2 separate regions of the Homo sapiens genome follow, and region 2 is linked to region 1. The links are chromatin loops, found by intact Hi-C in ENCODE. Cell type or tissue: mammary epithelial cell. All regions are shown on one strand. Each heading gives the region's core, and the rest is flanking DNA. Links, peaks and the distances in the headings are about the cores only.

Region 1 (2,925 bases), core at 320-2,819:
GGACAATCTACAAAGTTCTTCTGAGGATATTACACAGGGTGCTTGTGTATATAAGCTTTAATGTTCCTCCTAGTTTAGCAATTTATCTTATCACTTGATTTTCTAAAGACATCTCTGCCCCTGTTCTCTTCTAAGAAATAACAACAAGGAAGGCAGAGAAGGGAGGTAATTATCCATCATTGATCCTGATTATACTGTAACTACCATCATTGAATTTTAATAATAAAGAGTAAAAAAAGATCAAAACATATGCTGTAGCAGAAATGAAGGAGAAAAAAAACAAAGGAAAATTCCCTAACACTCAACCATAAACTTATTGCTTTATCTCAAGGCACCACCAATAACATCTTTCTTTTAAATGTCATCATGGGGAGACTCTCGTAGGTTTCTACTTTTCCACACAGCTGGGGATTGTAGAGAAAATATTTATTTGGACAAAGTTAATTTGACAGATGTGATACCACCTGCTGTCTCTACTGTATATTTATTTGCTCCTTCTGAAATGGCTCTGTTGTATCATTCTGTCTTCAGGTATCAAAAGAAACAAACCACCCCCACCCCCACTCCTCTCCTGCATTTTCCCTCCTTTTTGAAAAACACAGGGCCATAAAAAGATGATTTGCAGAACTAGAATGAAAATCAGAATTTTATTTTTTATTAGGATGTCAACACATGCCTGCAAGGCGCACACTGCCTGCTGCTATCATTCTTTGTTGTGTAGACTCCAGCGCTGAACAGAAGAATTGGAGCTTTGTCCTTCTCGCTGGCACTAGTCTAATCATTCATTCCTGCCTCCTGCCTCCCACTCCTCAAACCTGTAGGCATATCATAATCTGGCTATTAAGAAGCTCACATTTAAAAATCACCTAACCTGCTGCTTGATAATGGGATGTTGAAAATGGATGGTCTGTTCCCTGGGAGGGCATTATCAGCTATGAACATGAGCCCAACAGTACTTCATTATATCATCTATGCTCCATCCTCAGAGCCCATTCAGAAGCTCTCAGAGGCTCACTTTCTATCAAGCTCTGGATTGACATTGGCTGTTGTGAGAGTATTATACGTTCTTCTATTTGTTGCAATTCCATGGTTTAAGCCTTGCAAAAGATCACACATGAGAAACAAAAAGAGGGTGTCCAGGTGAATAGCTCAGGGACTCTGTGACTGGCTATCTAGTGCTACCTCCAGGGTGAGAGGAGACTTCTCCAAACCAGAGCAGGGAGGGTCACTGTTTACTTTTGCTTTCTCTGAGGTTCCCAGGTGCTAGAAACCCACTTTAATAGCTGGAACACAGACTTAAATCTTTTGCCACCTGTTGGCCAGGCTGGAGCCCAACCCCACTGAGGTCTCAGCTCTGTTCCTATGAAAGCACCATCCTCTGCCTCTGCTCATCCCTCTGCAGGATTCCTAGCTGGTCCTCTGAGGCAAGGATGCATTGACATTTACCTTTGCCCTTTGCTTGATGACATTTAGTGATATTATTATTAAATTTGGAGTCCATATATTACTTGTTTATAATTCTTGTCCCTCCTGGAGACAGCTATAAAAATGTGCTACTCAGATCTCATGGGGGATGGAGTGTGGTTGACTGACAGCTCCAGCTGCTGTCCCTGGAGATCAAGGACCCCATTTCTGCTGATATCCCACTTCCCCAGATTATTCCCACTCAGTGCCTGGGTGTGTTTGAGGTGCTAGTGCTGTCCTGTTCCTAGAGCTCATCTATGCTAACAGGCCAACACTGGCTATGTAGTCCCCACTGCCTGGACAGGGACTTTCTTAAAACTGTGATGAGACCATCTAAGCAATCCTCCTTGCTTGCCCTGTGCTGTAACAGGCCAGTCTTGCCTTGCAGTCTGAAGGCTCTTTCTTCCAATTCCTGTTTCCTCCCCTCTTTCTTTCATAGGCATTTTCCTTCACAGGTCCCTTGTCAATCTTATAGTGTCTTGGTATCTGCTTCTTGGAGAATCTCAACATAGATTTACTAATTCTAAAAATCAGCCAAAACGGCTTATTAAAAAAATAACTTAAATGCTTACAAAATCAGGTTAAAAAAAGTCTGAGAGACAGATTGGAAAGTGTACAGACTAGGGAGACTCTAGCTATTATGCATTACCAACCAGGTAACATTTTGAATAGGAAGCATAAATATAAAACCTATAGGAAAGCCAAGTGTAATTTTCAAATTTTACCCTGAACTTTCTGGCATTTGGGGAAAAATAATACATATAGTAAATTATACAAAATTCCTAGTATAAATGTTACCTATTTTGGCTCTCTGGTTAAACGTTTTTGCCTGTTATAGCCGTTTATCTGTGCGGCCACCAGCTTCCTTAGGAAAACCGTCCCTCTGTGTCTTTCTCCCTCCACTATTGTCATGTTGTCTGAATAGAAGCTGCTTGCCCTTTCATGACTTTGCTTCCCCGGCTGCAGTGACAGACTGACGTGTAGACACAGGTTCACCACTCTGGACACAGTGAGTGGCTCTGCTGGACTTATTACCCAAGACTTGCCAATCAGAGTTCTTGCCTAAAAGCTTTGAACTTTCAGGCAAATCAGCCCTGCAAATAAAAGTTCTTTTTTTTTTTTCTGGAGCTCTGTTGCTTTGTACAGGAACATACCAACAACAGTCAAAGAAAATGATTAACTAAAATTGTAAGGTTTGTATGTTGAAAACAACAGAAGTGAGAGATTAAGTGTAGATGCTATTCAAATGACTGATTATAAAAATTCCTAAGGCCAGTCCATTCTTGTTCTTGCTGTGGTTTGATTATTCCATCCAATTCATTCGACATTTTTCTTAAGGTATCTTGAATCGATGTTCTGTTGTTTATGAGCCAAGAGACTTACCTAGTGTAGCTGACATTCTAATTCTGGTATTACTTTCTTCAAGACATCTCTTTAACTCGCATTGTGTGTGTTATATGA
Region 2 (2,925 bases), core at 106-2,605, 120 kb before region 1:
GATGGTCTCAAACTCCTGACCTCAGGTGATCTGCCCGCATTGCCCTCCCAAAGTTCTGGGATTACAGGTGTGAGCCACCGCATCTGGCCTTCAATAGGTTTTTAATTTATTTTCTTTAATTTGGCCCCTCTGAATGAAACTCCAAGTTCCATTGTTCCTTTTGTCAGCAGCAGCTGAGACACACGCTGAGCTTCTTGAGTTTATCAGGTATTGTTTTCTTCTGAGCTTCTTGTAATCTCACCTGCATTTGTGTAATTTAGTGGACATAAAAAAATTGAAGGATATTTATTAGAAGAATTTGGAATATTTCTCCAATGTAAGAATTTGGCTCTCAACTCACAGGGGCATCGATGAGCTTGGATTCCGTATCTTTTTTTTTTTTTTTATGCCGAATTTGTTCCTTTCTGTTCACCTCCAGCTGCCCCATGATTCCAGCACCACAGTTCTTCTAGGACTAAATCATCTGAAGGAAGAAACTACTTTTGGTAAAAATCTAGTGCCTTCAAATAGTTGGGCTTTATTGGTTTGGTGTATAATATTTTACATCTGTAGGAAGGTTAGTCCTATATAAATTATTCTGCCATTAATAGAGCTAAGACTTCATTGGATTCTTTGTTTAAAGAAATTGAAGAAGAAACCTGGGAGATGCTTTATATGTACATACAGACATACACACATGACATTTTCCTGTGTGTGTACATGTATATATATATATACATATACATACACACGTGTTTATGTATATATTTATGTATACATATACACACACACAGGGACAAATAATGTTACTGACCTTTATATCTTTTTGCCTAAATTTTAGACAATGTTTCTGGAGGTAGGGAGATCATTTTGTGGCCATAGAGCTCCAAGCATGATGAGTTCAGAAAGCCAATATGCTAAGGATGGCAGGGAAGAATGTCAAAAATAGCTTAGGGTTTTGGGAGCTTTCTTGACACTCTAGCCTTTAAATACTCAACTGCCGACTTCTTGTTAGATGTTTAAAATGTACTAAAATGTTTTCAGCCACAATCTTTTACTTTTGTGTCACTTGTAGCTGAACAATTCTTAATGGATTCAACTATTCTCTGACAAAATGTCACAGGATGTCAATAGAAGAATACGCTGATCATTATTCTTTAAGTGGTAGTCTCATATTTCTTGGTAATGTTTCTCTTTTCCTCTGCCTCCATTTCATTATCCTTGTAAACACATGTTCCGGGTGCCTATGATATATCAAAAGAGAGGGAGAGATAGAGAGAGATTTAAAGAAGTTGGCTCAAATGCTTGTGGGGCTGCCAAGTATGAAATCTGCAGGGCAGGCCAGCAGGCTGGGAATTCCAAGAATTAATGTTGCATTCCTGAGTCAGAAGTCAGCTTGGAGGCAGAACTCTTTCCTTTTCATGGAACCTCCGTCTTTTCCCTTAAGGCCTTCAACTGGGTGTGGCCTCCCACATTATGGAGGGTAATCTGCTTTACTCAAAGTTACTCATTTAAGTATTAATCTTATTTTAAAGAGACCTAAGCAGCAACATCTAATCTATTGTTTGACTAGACAATGGGCACTATATATATGTGTGTGTGTGTATATATATATGTGTGTGTGTGTGTATTTTGTTGAATCTATGGTGTTTATTGATTTCACAAATCTAATGCAATTTCATAAATTACTATAAGCCAGGCTAATTTTGATCTTCACTTAACATCTAGTTACTTTCATATAGGAACAATAATCAAATAACATATGAATATGAGATGCAGTGCAATGCATTTGTGATGGTTGTTTTTATGTGTTGACTTCACTGGGTCACAGTGTTGGGATATGTGGCCAAACAGTAGTCTCCATATTCCTGTGAGGGTAGTTTTGGACGCAACTAATGTTTAAATAAGTGGACTCTGAATAAAGCAGATTGCCTTCCACAATGTGGCTAGGCCTCATCCAATCAGCTGAAGACATGAAGAGAACAAAAGGCTGGCTTCCTAGACATCCTCTGCATTTTAACTACAGCATCCTTCGCTTACTCTTACTTGGTCCCCTGTCTGCTGGTCCACCCTGTAGGTTTTGGACTTGCCAGACTTTAAAATCACGTGAGCCAATTTCTTAAAATAAACATCTTTCTGTAAATAAAAACATCTTGTTTGTTCCTTTTCACTGGAGAACCCTGGTAATATAACATTTCTTCCAGTTTTGAGATTATTGATCCATTAATATCTGCTATTTGATGTAGAAAAGTTAGAAAAGAAAAAACATATTATTCATGTAGATTCAAATGTGCTGTTTTTGTTATTATGGTTATTAGTTTATATGATGACATATCATTATCATTGAATTTCAGAAGTTCTGATTATCCTTTATTGTTAAAATCTTTTTGTCTTTTTAAAAAAGTTCCTTTAATTTTCACACTTTTTAAAAAATGTATTAGTTTACTCAATTCTGTTCTCTTTTTTCATTTTATTTTGATTTATTTCTTAAATTTGAGTTATTCTCATTCTAACGTTGGAAACATTACTCTGCCTTTTCTAAACAAACTTTTTCATTTTTTTTAATTTATGTCATTAAACACAAGGAAGAAGATCCTCTTCTGGATTCCAACATATAAACTGTGACACAACACACAAATACTGTTCAGGGTTCTAACATATAAACTGTTACACATCACACAAATCACATGTTCAGGCCCCAGAGGAAGGCTTCTCCAATATCCCTCACAGCAGTCTATTGGATAGTGGTAGCTTGAAGGCTTCTGTAATGTGCTACTCTTGGTATAAGAATAGACATTGTCTGCCAGGCATGGTGCCTCACGCCTGTAATCCTGGCACTTTGGGAGGCTGAGGCAGGCGGATCATGAGGTCAGGAGTTCGAGACCAGCCTGGCCAACATGGTGAAACCGTCTATACTAAAAATACGAAAAAAAATTAATTGGGCAT

Evidence for each region. Hi-C counts contacts between places; a loop is a spot of excess contacts. Peaks named below come from ENCODE experiments on the same cell type or tissue, not always from the same donor. Only the 100,000 strongest peaks of a DNase experiment are listed, where the experiment ranks them.
Region 2: it touches region 1 in a loop (6-fold over the local background); 1 of 110 quality-filtered maps calls a loop at or near these places.

What each region holds. Positions count from the first base shown.
Region 1 is chr13:90,321,286-90,324,210 of GRCh38, reverse strand. No RefSeq gene overlaps it. Among named protein-coding and RNA genes, the nearest start is that of MIR622, 92 kb to the right of the region's middle. In mammary epithelial cell, for the core only: no CTCF peak of the experiment used is centred there; no DNase peak of the experiment used is centred there.
Region 2 is chr13:90,443,775-90,446,699 of GRCh38, reverse strand. No RefSeq gene overlaps it. Among named protein-coding and RNA genes, the nearest start is that of LINC01049, 48 kb to the left of the region's middle. RefSeq lists an enhancer at 591-1,790. In mammary epithelial cell, for the core only: no CTCF peak of the experiment used is centred there; a DNase peak (open chromatin) is centred at 1,379; H3K27ac peaks cover 1,011 bases.